2 separate regions of the Mus musculus genome follow, and region 2 is linked to region 1. The links are chromatin loops, found by intact Hi-C in ENCODE. Cell type or tissue: heart. All regions are shown on one strand.

Region 1 (8,000 bases):
CTCATTTTTTCTTTGTTTGCAAAATAAATCCACAAAGGCCTGGCTGTAGGAGATGGGCAGGGATGGGGGATGGGCCTAGGTGTGCACCCACCCTTCCACAAATATACACGGGGGTGTGGGGTGGGAGGGTTAATGTCTCTATAGACACCACCTACCACTACCACCATGACCAGGGCCACCTTCTGAAAGGTGGAGACATCTTGTGCCCCACTCCTGGGTATTGGCTTCTTCATGAACTTAGACCCAGAGACAGGAAGAGCACAGGCTCCTGGAAAAATGGGTCTTTTCAATGTGAATATACTAGCTGCAGGTAAACAAGGCATGGGAATGTGTCTTTAGAATGTCTAAGTTCCAGCTAGGTAGGAAATGCTGGCCATGCTTTGAAACCCAATGGGACTCTTCTTTGGGCAGGAGGCTAGGAGACGGGATACCACCTGCTGTTGGTCTGGAGGGATGTGTGTGTGTGTGTGTGTGTGTGTGTGTGTGTGTGTGTGTGTGTGTGTGTGTGTTGTTTGGGTTTGGGGCTTGTGTTTTCCTTTCAGAAGGAACTGGGGGCATAATAAAAAGCACATTAGAGGCTCGCTCCAGGCATAACTATATACATCATTGTTCCTGTGTACCCCCAAAAGTGTCCACTCTTAGTAAGAGCTCAGTGGCCAATCAACTAACTAGGCACACCGCCTTCAAGCATCTTTTCCTGACTAGGAAGTGGGTTCAGGATGCCCCCCCCCCCGACCCCACCCCACCCCGCCAGGGCCTGTGTTTGCTCCTGTGTCGCACAGGGAAACATATAGAACAGATGTATATATAGACCGTTGCTTGCGGTCCTCAGGAGGGATGGTGACAGATCAAACCCCTAGATACACACCTTTCCCCTTGGTGGGATACAAGCTGCTGGCTGAAACGTCAACTGTAAACACATGGTTAGGCTGCCTTAGACAGGGAGGTTTTACCCAGAAAGCAAGAGACAGTTCAGCAGGAGGAGCGGAGGCTCACGCCTATGCTCTTAGCACTCGGGAGCCTGAGGCAGAGGCCACACTGGGCAACGATAATCCTATTCCAGGCCAGCTAGAGTGTGAAACCTTGTCTCAAAAAAGAAGCCAAAGACACTAAACTTTAAAAGATTCTTCCAACACCTCACTGGGCCCTCTCTCTCTCTCTCTCTCTCTCTCTCTCTCTCTCTCTCTCTCAAGTAACAAGGAAAAAAAAAACCCAGACAGATACTTAACAGACCCTAAGAAGACAATAGGTAATCAAGACCCGAATAAAATAAGTTAATATTTATCAAAATATTTTACAGCACCAATCTACATAACTTTAAATACCTTTAGAAACTCAACATGTAGGGTCTTATAATACTCCCTTTGCAGTGTTTTCAGGCAGCCTAGGAGACAAAGTGCCTGGACGGTGGTCAGGGCCTGGCTCTTGGATGCTCAGCTGTCCTCCACTGGCTGACCCAGCAATTAGGTGGTTTCTCTAATCTCCCTAATTTTCCATACGTAGTGCTGGGGGTGGAAGCTGAGGCCCTGTGTAGGCTGGGGAAGTGTGCTACCACTAGGCTACACGCCTGTCCAGCCCCACTAACTCTTCCATTCTCAAGAATCTTCCAAAGCAGAGGAAAGACAGGGCCATCAGTCTACCTACTCAGCCTGTTTCCACCAGACTTGGGTCAAAAGCCAGACAGAAAAGAAAGCTTGGCTTTATAAACAGCATTAACATTAGACTAAGACACTAGGCTTCGCCACCCCAATATGGTGGAAGGGGGATGTGGGGTGGGGGAAGGGCACCCTGCTGGTTCTGAGAATCCACCAGCACTCTCAAGCAGTTTCTATCTACAAAGAGTAAATGAAGAGGTGTCAGCCCTCAGGCCACACCCCGAGAGATATGGAGCGTGGGGTGGGGGAGGGGAAATGAAGGGGAATAAGGTCCAGGCCAGGGTGGAAATCTCACCAGCAGCAGGCAAAGGCACCACAGCTACAAGAGGAATAGCAATAGGACCCCAAGCCATCTCCTGCGCAGGCCACACATCTTGAACCGCAAGCTGATATGGCAGTCGGTAATGATTTGGCTATCTTCCAAGGTAACATTAAGCCCCAAGTTAATCCAGTGGAGTGATTCACAGCAAGCAGCAGGGGGAGGACTCCGCAGTACTCCTTAGATGTAAAAGGCCACACAGATCACGTCAGTGGCCAGAAAGGCGTCACCACCCCACATTGAGTGCCACCTGTCTGAAGAACTTTAGAAGACCCGAGAGAATGAAATAACCCTACGGATACAGCCTTGTGTTCCAGTGACTCAGGACAGTGGGGACAAGGCGCCAAGAGCAGCAAAAGCCAACCCAGGCCTGCTAGGAATGAGACCAGAGAATGTCACCCTAGTCCACGCGGGCTGAGCTGGCCGTCTCATCTCGACACTACTGGTCACTCCAGGGATCTCCCGTCTTCTGTGCTCGAGATGAGCGGCTCACACCTGAACGGCTCACACCGTGCTGTGTTCTGCACAGATGCTTCTGTGCAGACCCGGGACCCCATCCTACCACCCCAGCCAGAAAGCAGTAAGATGTGGGCCTGTTCCTCCTCTTTAGGTATTCTGTAGTTGATGGGCTGTCGGGCAGCACTGTTGGGGCACATGCTTCCTCGCTGGGATAGTCTTGCATCTTGTGGTCAGGAGACTGTCCTGGGCTGACAGGGAGAGGCTCACTAGCCATCTGGAGTGTGCACATGGGCGATGCCAGGGTGGTCCCAGGGAGGGAGGGAGGCCTGCTTCCCAAGTGAGAGGAGAAGGGGGCCTCCCTTCTGCTGGGGCCGCAGCAGCGAAGCGCCCGGCCGGCCGGCAAGGAGAAGGGCTGCTTTCTTTGTTCAGAGGGAGATGAGTAAACCAAGGGACTGTCCAGAAATGACCAGGATCTCACGAGCTGGCAGCAAACCAGCTTTGGTGACATTGGGGGTGTGAGCTGATCCTGAGGCATGAGTGGAGAGATTGTGAGGGTCCCAGGCTTCTACGGGCACCCGTCAACCGCTGTCACCCTGGTGGGTGGGGCTGCACGTCATTTGCACTGGTCCAAGTTGCTGTCAGGAGTCTTTGCCTGGCCAGCAGCCAGGGACGCTTCCTCACTGTGCCAGATCCCATAACCGAAATAGATGGTGAAACCTACGGGGGAAAAGGGGACAGAAGGGTGAAGAGTGCAGGCAGGGCTGCCAGACCCGCAGGGGGGGCCCAGGTAGACTTCGACACCCGGAGAGGCGACACACGGCCCCGGATGGGATTAGCCAAAGTCACTGTCCTGCTTGCACTGTGTATATCCTGGGCGGTGCACAGGGGCTTCCCTGAGCAGCAGGCTGGGTGGAAGGTCACAGAAGACGTTGAGCTGTTTTCCACCACTAGGTGGCATCAGAGTACCAGAGAGACACTGTTCCTTCCCAGGTTGGGACTTCCAGCCTAGACTGGCTTAGTAGCTCTGATTTTTTTTTTTTTTCCTAAGTAACCCATTAGACTGAAGGAGACAGTCAACAAGGGCCGTACACAGTATTGACCCAGCATCCAGGGCTCTCCACATCTGCAGTGATGCTTTAAAGGACTGACCCACAAGGGACTGTGAACACATGGCTCAGGGTCACCTGTGCAACCCACACAGGAATACAGTCCCGAGGGCTCACCGGCCCAAGGCAGGGGGAGTTTAGGAGAAGACCCCATACCTCCACCACCAAGAAATGGGTCACAGTGAGCTGTGGGCACCTCTCTAGACTTTGAAGCCGAATGAAGACAGGTCCCTGGAATGTACAAAGAAATAAGGCAAGGTGCTTCTCACGAGGTTCCAGGGTCTCAGGGCCCAGGGTCTCCTAGGCCATCAGACAGAATGAGAAGGCCTGAAACCAGCTTCTACAGCCCCCAGGCCAGATGCCTGGGGTGGAGATTGGGAACAGAGTGGCACACTCTTGGTAGGGAGAGACACAACATCAGCCCTAGTGAGGGATGGCCAGCATCCAGGCAGACAACTCCGGACTAAACTGTACACAATCCCCAGGTTGCTCAAGCCCCGATTGTCTCGAGAGCTGCCGTTCCATCAAGAGCTTCCCAGCAGCTCCCACACGCTCGTGGTCCTACTGGCAGAGGTACTCGGAAGAGCCCAGAGCCAGGTACTGGGCAAGTAGGTGCAACTTAGCCTTCCTATCCAGAGTAACTGGTGCTTTCTTAATAACTATCTCTCTCACCTCATGCTTTTTTAACTTCAAGATATGCCTGGAGAGAGAACTCTCTTGGGCAGCCGGCTATGAAAGGTATCTAAAGGGGAAGGAGATTCCACAACGTGTCAGGAGTTTTAGAGTAAGCCACTGACAACTCCTGTTTCTCCATGTTGTCTGAGGTGAAAGGAGGCGGGTTCTGCTACATTAACTAGCCAGTCAGGAAGCAGGAGGGGAAAACGCTCGGCCTTACAGAGAGAAGCTGGGTATCGAATGCGGGTTCACCCAGCAAAGCACACACCATCCCATACATACCTATCAGCATCCACACTGCAAACCGGACCCACGTGCCCTGGTCCAGCTGCATCATGAGATAGATGTTCACGAAGATGCTCAAGACAGGAAGTACGGGGACAAAGGGTACCTGCAGAGACATGAGGCGCCATCAGATCTGATGGGAGGTGGCAAACTCAACAGCCCACTCCAAAAAGAATTGCCCAAACATTCCTCATAAAGAGACTAGAAGAGGGATATCCATTTTATCCCCAAGGTTAAACTATGTTGATATTGTTATTATTATTATTATTTGTTATTATTATTATTATTATATTAAATTATTAAAACTGCAGATACCTTGGGTCACCTCCAAGGCCAAACAATGTCAGGCAATTCATCAGGATATTTAACAAGAGGCCCTTAGAGACAGGGTATGCCCTACTAACTGAGGACTGGGGAGACATAGGGGCTCCTGCTTAACAAGACATTTTGTGCTCTGAGGGTCCCTGAGGTGAGCTGGCCAGACTGGCCTCCCGAAGCTCCCAAGTCTGGCCGAGCCACAAAGGTTCAGCTTTCTTACAGAAAAAAACCACGCTCTCGACCTATTGGTATTTTTCCTGCAGGCCTGCCAAGCTGCTCACCTTAAATGAGAGCTTGGTCTTGCTCTCAGGCTGTCTCCAGATGATGCCTGTCACCAGCATGCAGAGGAGGACTGACCCTGTCATTACAAAGACTGCCCACAGTGTCCCTTCGGCCAGGGCCTCTCTTCCAAGCACGGCCACAATGCACACGGTGATGATAAGAGCGGCTGTGAGAGAGGAAAAGAATTAGAATTGGGGAATTATATATATATATATATATATATATACACACACACATATACATACACACACATACACATATATATACATATATACACACACATATATACATATATATACACATACATACATATATACACACACATTATATGTATATATACATACATATATACATAATACAATATGTATATGTATTTGAAGATATATATTTGAAGATATATATACACATATATATACATATATACATAATGTGTGTATATATATATATATATATATATATATATATATATATATATATATATATATATATATATATATTCAAATCCTCCAAAAGGAGACTGCTTCTGTGGAAAGAGAGGCCCATTGGACATGCAAACTTTATATGCCCCAGTACAGGGGAATGCCAGGGCCAAAAAGGGGGAGTGGGTGGGTAGGGGAGTGGGGGTGGGTGGGTATGGGGGACTTTTGGTATAGCATTGGAAATGTAAATGAGCTAAATACCTAATTAAAAAAAAAAGGAGACTGCTTCTGTGTCATAAATTCCATAGGAATGAAAAGCTGGTGTCATAGCTGGGTATCAAACCAGACCCTCATCTTTCCCAGCATCCCACATCCCTACCCAACTCTCATGCCTGTGGAGCAGAAGCCACACAGCACCACAGACGTAGACTCCAAACCCCTTCCCAGGAAAACGGGAGCTCTTACCTAGGAGGCCGGCTGAAATGTTCACAATTAGCCCTGAGAATTTGGAGGGCTCCACGTTCTTGGGTGAGAGGATGGATTTCAGAGAAAACTTCTCGGCTACCGGTAAAAAGCCTGTCTGTGATTCACTGGCACTGACCAGCTCATTCTGATCTACTCGATCTAGCTCCTCGGTGGTTCTGGCCATCTGGTATACCAGATTAGGTTGTTCTGGCTGGTACCTGTAAAGACATGCCCACTGCATGAGTGCTGATAGCGGCTTTTGTTAAGAAAGGACACGCACATCAGTCTGAGTTCTCACTGTGCATTCAAAGGTTAAGGTGCCTGGGACACAGGTCATAAACCAGTAGAACGGTGCAGACTCTAGCAATACAAGAACAAAGGACAGATCAATGGAGGACTGGTAAGCTCTGTCTACATGCCGTAACTGGATAAAGCTATTCTAAAACGCTAAGTTCCATGGAGTGCGTACCGACAGAGCCTGTGAAGAATGGACCCTGTGGAATGGTTGAGCCCCACGTTAGGGTTGAGCCTCTAATGACCCAGGCTACCTGCAGATGAAGCATGTGATTACATGAGGGCAGGTCCTTGCCTTCCCAACCAGACCGTCCATCCTCAACAGCTTTGAAAAGCAGAGTCCCTTTTGAATTGTTTTGAGGACAATCAAGTCCAAGCGCAAGAAGCGTGTGTATCAAGGGTATCAAGCTAGTTAACTGTTCTTCCTACAGACTCACGAAGGCATTGTATTTTAGCCAATTAAGAAAGTAGGTGGGGGCTGAAGAGATGGCTCAGCGGTTGAGAGCACTGACTGCTCTTCCAGAGGTCCTGAGTTCAAATCCCAGCAACCACATGGTGGCTCACAACCATCTTCTGTAATCGGATCCAATGCCCTCTTCTGGTGTGTCTGAACACAGCTACAGTGCACTTGCATACATAAAATAAATTTAAAAAAAAAAGAAAGAAAGTAGGTGGGTCTCAAAGAACATGTTAGGGTTGAGCCTCTAGAATTGAAGAGGTCTATGAACTAGTTTAGGCTGAATTTGCAGTTGCTAGCAGGGATCAGCCCAGGCTTTATGGAAATGGCTTTTTGCTTTCTAACAAACGCCTGAAGGAGGAAAGGAAGCGATGGTTGTGCCACAAACAGTCACTGTGAATGCATGTTCTCATGACAAATGCCACCTCAGGACATCCCTAGAGCAGAAGCCTGTTCTTCCATGTCCAAGCAAAGATGGGGTACAGGCATAGGCTTTGGGAAGGCTCTGTGTGGGTGAGGCGCTAGAGCACCCAGCTTCAGTGGCCCTGAAGCCACTTTAATGCTGTTGTCGTTAAAATAAAAACAATGAGAATCCAGTGTCCCTGAGAGCTACAGACACTCAGAAGCTACAGTATACATAGGCCCGAGGTTCTTCTAATGCAGTCCTGGGAATCATCTACCCCAACAGTCGGGCCGACTGAAGTCACTGCCCTATGCCTTCTAAGTTTCCGATCCCAGATTCAGACCAATGCTGGTGCTGGGGACACTTAGCCAGAAAGATAGGGGACACGATAGGGACCCTGGTGGATGGGGTGGGGGCTGGGTGTACCACCGACCACATCCCACCTACCCGACATTCTCCAATTCAGCTAGTATGGCCTGAAAACTATGAACTCACAACCCCCCTCGTCAGCACTGTTAAAACAGCCACAAGCGTCTGTTTACCATTTGTCATTGACCTCAGGGATGCCATACGTACCGTAAGACCAAAACACAGGCAGCCACCAAAGAGTAAGCCAGGAGAGTGCCAATGGACATGAGGTCCACCAGGTCCTTCAGTTCAAAGAGGAAGGCCATCACAGCTGGGGAGAAGACAGACATGGGGCTGTGAGTGGCCCTCTGGCGGTCCTATGGTCAGGACTGCCACCTACCTGTAATCTGGGTACTTCCAGCCCCACCCTCACTCAGCCTATCCATGAGAGGCATTGCTCAATTGAAGTCAGGCTCAAGGTTGGAAGAGAGTTCTCAAGAAATAACATGAAAAAT
Region 2 (8,000 bases), 67 kb after region 1:
CAGGCATGGTAGTGTGTACATATAACCCCAGCATTCTGGAGGCTGAGCCAGCAGGATCTCATGTTTGGTCTATACAGCAAGTCTTTGAATGAATGAATGAATGAATGAATGAGAGAGAATATACTAGCCATTTTATTTTGTGTCTGCCAAAATCTTTTTCTCCCGGGACTGGAAAGATGGCTCAGCATTTAAGAGAGACTATTGTTCCTCCAGAGGACCCAAGTTTATAAGCAGCACCCATATCAGACGTCAACAACCGCTTGTAACCCAAGCTCCGAGGGATTCAACACTCTCTGGCTTTTAGGGGTACCCACACACGTGACAAATATCCACACAGACACATCCACATAAATAAAAGTAAACCTTTAGACTAGATATAAATGAATAGCGTGAATGTCCCTCTTCCACCCAACAGGATTCTTGACCAGCCTACCCCTTTCCCTCAGTACAGCATCTTGCTCTCTCCTCACATAGAAACCCTAGCCAATCTTACTGGATGGATTGTTAAAATGTATCCAGGCAGTGGGCCAGGGGACACAGTCCCTAGCATATGTTTTGCATGTGAGAGGCCCTGGTATTAATCCCAAGCACACACACGAATCTCAAATACCCACTCCCTATGTCCCCAGCCCCACCCCACCCCCAAGGGGCCAACTATGAAGAAAACACTAGGGCAGTGGTTTCCCAACCCTTTGGGGAGTAAACAACCCTTTCACAGGGGTCCCATATCAGATACCCTGCATATCATATATTTACATTATGATTCATAACAGTGGCAAAAATTACACTTGTGCAGTAGTAACGAAATCATTTTATGGTTGGCGGTGACCACAGCAAGAGGAACTGTATTAAAGGGTTGCAGCACTAGAAAGGTTGAGAGCCACCGCTCTAAGGTCTTATCTATAGGTCCTGCCTGGAGTGATGACTAAGAACCAGATGAAATACCAAGACATTTCAGGAGATGCCTGTAGGTAACATGGCACAGATATCCAGACAAGCACCAGGTTACCGGGTATTTCTTCCCCTAACCATGTCTTCCTTCTTCATACTCCTCCCTAGGATTAGTAAATACTTCTAACTCTGGAGAAAGGCATAATTTCCTGAGCATAATGCGACCATGTATGTAGTTACTTATTTCTGCCGGGCGGGTCTAATGAAAAGAATGCAGGCTTAAACAGCAATAAATGCATTTAATTACATCCCCCCAAAAAAAAAAAAAGTGTCCTGGGGCCTGAGAAAAAATAACCCGGCCTGTCAGGTGCCCACTGTGCAAACCTGCAGCTGAGTGTGCAGGAGACCCCTGGGTACGCTCTCCAGCTCTGCATGAACTGGGATCCGCGCAAATGCCTGTAATCCCAGGGACACAGTGGGAGGCAAAAGGATCAAGGTCATCTTTTGCAAAGTAGCAAGTTTGAGGCTGGTTGTGAAGCTGGGTTGTGGGTGGAGCACAGGGTGAGGTGGGGGTGGGGAGAAACTGATCTACCAAATATAATAATGACCATGTGTCTTAGAAGAGAAATCCCGAAGGGAGCCAGCTTGTCTTCATACCTTTAAAAAATAATAATAATAATCTAAAACCTGTAATTATGGGCCAAGAAAGAGCCCTGGGGCTGTGAGATTCAGCCCTAGCCACTGGGGTATCTCTTATCTCTACTTAACTAGTTCCTTTGGTTTATTCACCCCCCCCCACCCTCCCTTATATACCCTCTAAATTTCACCCTTAAGTAAAACATGATCTCAAAACGCTAAACTTTTCAGAGCTGTTTCAATTCATGGGGTGACTTTCCCCCTCTAAATGTCTATTCTGATCTCGTGAGTCACGCCCTTTTGTTTTAGTGGCAGAAGGGTGTGCTCTAGTCAAAATAATAATTTCCATTGAGACCAACTAAAAATACCAGGGGGATGACTGTGTCGAGGTTTCCTATTATCTTAACCACACATGAAGGGCAAGAAATGTTACAAAAATCCCAATTACCAGCTGACTCCATGACAGCTAAGACAGTCAACCAAAAGATAACGCAGAAGATAACGCTCCGGATTCTAGTGAAAGTTTACTCACCTTTAGAAGAAATACACCTATGGTTGAAACCCTGTCCTCCTGCACGTGAGAGTATAACTGTGGGTGCTGGGAAATGTAGTTTTTTAGTTTGTTTTGTTTTCCTGACAGCACATGTCTGCCTATCCCAGCACATGTCTGCCTATCCCAGCACATGTCTGGCTATCTTAACACACAAGTCCACACAGCAGTGGGCTGGAGCGAGCGACACTGGACTGCTCTGCGGACACCCTTGGCTGGTGACCTGATCGTGCCCAGGAAGTCTTCCACTGGACAGAAACACACGGAGCACAGGTTGTCTACGGAGCCGGAAGAACTTCCTCCCACTCCACACCATCTGGAAGAACAGTCTGTGCAGGCCGAATCGGGTCACAAGGAAAACCCACCCAAGAGGGAGTCCCTCCAAAGGGACCTCTGGAGACTATGAGGCGACCCGGAGGACAGGAATCTCAGGTCTCGGGTCATGCCTGCGAGACCTGACAAGAGTCCATCCTGCGCGCGGCTCGGCTGACGACACTGCCCGGGACCGCGTGGCGGGGCGGGGTGCCGCGCACCGCGCCATGTAAGGGAAGGTCTCCCAGACTGCCGTGACTCCGGATGCCACCCGGGGCAGCCTGCGTAGATGGGTCCCCGCGCCCACGTGGAGCCTACACACGGCGCCACGCGTGGCGGGCGTCACCCGGGTCGCCCGTGTTCACTCCCTCCCGCTGTTGCATCATGCACCACGCCGCGCCTGCAAAGGACCAAGATGGACTCGGAGGAGGCGACCGGAACACTGGTGCCCGCCCCACGCACCCATCCCCCGGAGATGGAGAGGATAAGAAGAACCCTCGCCCTGCCTGAAACGCCACCCGAGGCCACACACACAGACACACACGCACACCGAGGTGACTCAGGCTTTCAGAGCTTCCTGGGCAATCACAAGGATCGCGTACTCACGGAGGAGGCGGCAAGATGTTGAGCTGTGTGGAGACCGCGGGTAGAAAGCCTCTCACACCTGCTAGCTGAGGGGATGGCGCACGCGGGCGGAATCCGAGCCGGTTTCATCAGCCGCGCGCCGCCCTCCGCGGGCCCCACGGCCACGGCCAGTGCTGCGCGTCAGCTTCCAGGGCACCAATGACAGCGCCGCGCGGCCGCGCCCCTGTGGGCGGGGACACCCGAGACCGGGCTTCCCCGCCGGTTTGGGCGCCTCCCGCGCGCGCCCTTGGTCCTCCGCAGCCGCAACTGAGCTTGAGTCAGAGCTGATGGCACAGGCTGAGGGGTGCGAGCCCCCTCCTGGGGAGCCACGGACAGCTGACGACCAGGTTTCTTGCTCCAAACTGGATGTAAGACACATTTTAAAGACTTTTTTTTTTTTTGGACTTAGTTGTAAATCTTCTTTTGACATTGGACTACTTTACGGCTGTGCCCTAGCTAACGCCTTAGCCTCCGCCTTGGTCAGGAAGGGCCCCAGAACCTGCAAGCCTCCCTTTGATACAAGGTAGTTCCTCCACATAGCCAACAGAACAGTTCAGGCAGTTCACACCCGCGGGACTCTCCCCAAGTTTAGTACCCAAATCTAGTCTTCAGGGTTCCTTCTGATCTCTGCTCCAAAATCGAGAACTACAGTCTATAGGGCTGAGGGATGGCTCAGCGGTTAACACTGACAACCCTTTCAGAGGACCCAGTTCTGACTCCCCACATGGGGGCTCACAACTAATCTGTAAGTCTTGAATGTGATGCACAGACATACACAGGTAAACCATAAATATGCATAAGATAAAAGTTTTTATAAAGAATTATATCGAAGCCCGGCAGTGGTGGCACACACCTTTAGTCCCAGCACTTGGGAGGCAGAGGCAGGTGGATTTCTGAGTTTGAGGCCAGCCTGGTCTACAGAGTGAGTTTCAGGACAGCCAGGGCTATACAGAGAAATCCTGTTAAAAAAAGAGAGAGAGAGAGAGAGAGAGAGAGAGAGAGAGAGAGAGAGAGAGAGAGAGAGAGAGAGGAAGGAAGGAAGGAAAGAAGAAAGAAAGAAAGAAAGAAAGAAAGAAAGAAAGAAAGAAAGAAAGGAAGAAAGAGAGAAAAGAAAGGAAAAGAAAAGAAAAAGAGAAAAGAGAAGGTGGATGCTATGTGTGTTCTCAAGTGTGCCTTATCAGTAAAGGGATTCATTGTCAGCCACAGCTGTTGATACTCCCATAGAATTAAACTAACGATGTATTAATTTATATTGCCCAGCCAAAAAGTCTTAATGAATACGTAGAGGGAGGTGGATAGCACTAAAGCACTTCTAACACTTGTAAGATAACATTAAAGCACTTCTAACAGCGTTTGTGATAATAACAAGGCATCAAACATGCTTTGTTTTCCAACAGCCAACAGAAGTAAGTGTCAATCATGCGGTGATGAACTGATTCCTGCCAATCTAGTAGGGAGGTCTCCTGAATCTTTACCAGGTGCCCCCTTCTCACAGAGGGAAACCTCCCATCTTTCAGCGCCCACCAGCTTTGCCTTCAGCACCAGATGAGTATCTGACTCCGAATTCGAACGCTATTCACTGTGTGTCCTCCACAAATCGGCACACTACTGCTTATGAAAATTTACGTTCTCTTAAAAACTGCTTGCCCTGTCCTCGTCTGGGATTTTGGTGTGATACAGGTCCCGTCAAACAAGCTGAAAATCAAAAAACGGAGTCACGGGTAATAAAATCCCACACCAATAAGCTGAAGCTAAACTGACCTCTCAAGAAATTAGGAAATTAGCGATGACCAGTTTATGTAATGATTCTCTGTGCATAAACCCTTAACCAAAAAGAGCAAGCTGGATCAACCAGATATTAGGCAGCTTTTTCTCTATTGTCCCTTCTCCCTGCCTCTACTATGCAGAGACAGTAACTTCTACCTGCTTTCTTCAGCTCATTCCTATCTAGAAGACCAACTTCAGCTTTACTGCTTTTGTTTTGCTTTGTTTTTGTTTTTGTTTTTGTTTTTGTTTTTTTTTTTTTGAGACAGGATCTCACTATGCAGCCCTGGCTCTCATGGAACTCACTTTCTATGGACCAGAATGGCCTCGAACTCAGAGACACATCTGCCTCTGCCTCCCCAAGTGCTGGGGTTAAACGTGTGTGCCACCAAGCCTGGCTACAATTAAGATCTTTAAACCATAGTTTTGTTATTTGACTCTGTGTGTGTGTGTGTGTGTGTGTGTGTGTGTGTTGCACACATATCACATGTCAGTGTTCAGACATGCAGAGGCCAAAACATGATATCAAGTGTATCCTTCTATCACTGTCTGCCTTACTGACATAAAGCAGGATCTCTCAATGAGCCCCCACACTCATCACTTTTTGGTAAGGCTGCCTGGTCAGCGAATGCTTGTAATCTGCTCATTTCTGCCTCCCAGTTTGGAGGTTAAAGGCACATGCAGCCATTCCCAGCTTGTAAAGTGGGTGTGAGATTCAAACGGGTCCTCGTGCAATGCACTCTTACCCGTGGAACCATCTCCCCAGCCCCTGTGATTTTGATCGAAAGCCAACCCTTTGAGCTGGGCAGTGGTGGTTCGTCCCTCTAATCCCAACACTCAGATTTCTGAGTTTGAGGCCAGCCTAGTTTATGAAGAGATTTCCAGGACAGCCGTGTCTACAAAGAGAAATCCTGTCTCAGGAAAAGGTTCAACCCTTTCATGTTTGAAATACAATTGTGGGTTTGTTAAATGTATATGTGTGTGAGCCGGCATGACTTTAGGAGCACCACGTGCGTGCCAGAGACCATGGAGGCTAGAAAAGAGTATTAGCTAGTTACAGGTGAGCCACCATGTGGGTGCTGGGGACTGAACCCAGGAAGAACAGCCAGTCCTATTAACCACTGAGCCATCTCTCCAGGCCCTGTTTTGTTTTGTTTTTTTTTTTCAAACTGGCTTTTGGCTTCCAAACCTTAAAGATATTCCACGTGAAGAGCCAACCTAGATTCCATCTTTCCTAGGGGATTTTTTAGCACAGTTTCCAGTTCAGTGACGCCTCCCATGAAGCAGCTGGCCTCCCACGGAGCAGCTGGCCTTCAGACTGACAAGAGGAATCCCTCAGAATCAGGGCCCATGAAAAGTATCCGGTGCTTTGAATGAAAATGTCCCTCCTAGGGAGGGGCACTAGTAGAAGCTGTGGCCTGTTGGATTAGGTGTGGCCTTGTTGGAGAAAGTATGTCACTGGGGGTGGGCTTTGAGGTTTCAGACACTCAAGTCAGGCCCAGTGTCTGTCTGTCTGTCTGTCTGTCTGTCTCTCTCTCTCTCTCTCTCTCTCTCTCTCCTTCCCTCCCTCCCCCTCTCTCTGCAGCCTATTGATCCAGATGTAGATGTTGCTGTCTTCAGACACACCAGAAGAAGGCATCAGATCTCATTACTGTTGGTTGTGAGCCACCATGTGGTTGCTGGGAATTGAACTCGGATCCTCTGGAAACGGCTGAGCCATATCTCCAGCCCCCAGATGTAGAATTCTCAGCTCCTTCTGCCTGTAGGCTGCCATGCTCCCTGCCATGATGACAATGAACTAAAAACTTCTAAACTCTAAGTCACCCCCAATTCAATGTTTTCTTTTATAATAATCCTGTTATTTGCTAGGCAAGATGGCACACACGTATCATCCCAGCACTCGGGACGCAGAGATGTGTAAATCTCTATGAATTTGAGGCCAGCCTGGTCTACAGAGTCAATTTCAGGATAGCAAGAGCTATCCCTGTCTCAGGGTAGAAAAAGTTGCCATGGATGTGGTATTATAGCGATAAAATTCTAAACTAAAATGAAGTGACTTCAGAGGAGAAAAAAAATCAATTTGAAGCAGAGAAACCCAATTGTGGTCAAGGTCTCACAGAAGATGCTGGTAGCCCTGGCTCAATACCATGACAAACAGCAAAGGTCCTAAGGCACCGTGACTGAGAGGTCTCCATCATCGCCAGCTGAGCCAAGATTCCAAAAACCCTCACAGAAAGAGGTTGCTGGTCTTAGCCCCTGTCGGACATCTTGTAAGTCACATCCTCGTCTAGGACCATCAGGCAGCACAAGGCATTAAAAGGACCTAGAATCAGAATCAGTAAGGCAGATGCAGGCTGGTTCTGACCCAACCCCTAACAGCCTGAGGAGAATGTACTGGGTTACTGTAATCCTTGGTTTCTTTGATTTCCAGTAGAGATCATGCTAGTTGCATAGCGTTACAAAGTTCATGGCACATATGAGAGACAGATCCAAAGATGGACAGATTAGACAACCTATAAACAGGCTTACACACATCTCCACAGATCCTCAATAAAGGTGCAGATATGACTGGAGAGATGGCTCAGCAGTTAAGAGCACTGACTGCACTTCCAGAGGACCTGGGTTCAGTTCCTAGCACCCACATGGAGGCTCAGAATGGTCTGTAACTCCAGTCTCTTGGGATATGATGCCCCCTTCTGGCTCCTTCAGGCACCAGGCGTGTACTTAGCACACAGACATTCATGCGGGCTGAGCACCAATACACATACAGTTTTTAAATTCATTGCTTTTCATTTTTTTAAATCATGTGTGTGTCTTTGTGAGTGGGTACCACGTGTACAGGTGCCCATGGAGTATGACAGGTCCCCTGAAGTTGTAGCTAGAGGCAGTTCAGCTGCCCAACATGGGTGCTGGGAATTGAACTCAGATCCTCTGGAAAAGCAACACCTGTGCTGAGACATCTCTTCAGCCCAAAGGAAAATCATGTTTTAAGTGCAAAGTCTCTTCAATGAGTACTATTAGAATAATGGCTCTCCACGTGGGAAAATAAATAAATAACATAAGGAAAAGAAATAGAACATAACCACCTTACATTAAAAAAATTCAAACAAACTGCGGTGGTTTGAATGAGAACGTCTGTAGGCACAGAGAGTTTAATATTTGGTCCTCAGGTGGCTTCACTATCTGGGTAGATGTGGGAGCTGTGGCCTTGAAAGAGGAAGTG

What was found. A loop is a pair of places that touch in the nucleus more often than their neighbours do. Peaks named below come from ENCODE experiments on the same cell type or tissue, not always from the same donor. Only the 100,000 strongest peaks of a DNase experiment are listed, where the experiment ranks them.
Region 2: it touches region 1 in a loop (3-fold over the local background); 8 of 42 quality-filtered maps call a loop at or near these places.

What each region holds. Positions count from the first base shown.
Region 1 is chr5:148,329,394-148,337,393 of GRCm38, forward strand. Slc7a1 (solute carrier family 7 (cationic amino acid transporter, y+ system), member 1) reads right to left here. Exons shown (of 13, transcript NM_007513.4): 9 at 7,714-7,816; 10 at 5,984-6,201; 11 at 5,099-5,265; 12 at 4,497-4,605; 13 at 1-3,150. The coding sequence ends at 3,047. Among named protein-coding and RNA genes, the nearest start is that of Slc7a1, 67 kb to the right of the region's middle. In heart, no CTCF peak of the experiment used is centred here; a DNase peak (open chromatin) is centred at 3,238.
Region 2 is chr5:148,396,734-148,404,733 of GRCm38, forward strand. Slc7a1 (solute carrier family 7 (cationic amino acid transporter, y+ system), member 1) reads right to left here and starts at 3,171. Exons shown (of 13, transcript NM_007513.4): 1 at 2,996-3,171. In heart, no CTCF peak of the experiment used is centred here; a DNase peak (open chromatin) is centred at 3,178; H3K4me3 peaks cover 2,642 bases; H3K27ac peaks cover 1,751 bases; H3K27me3 peaks cover 414 bases.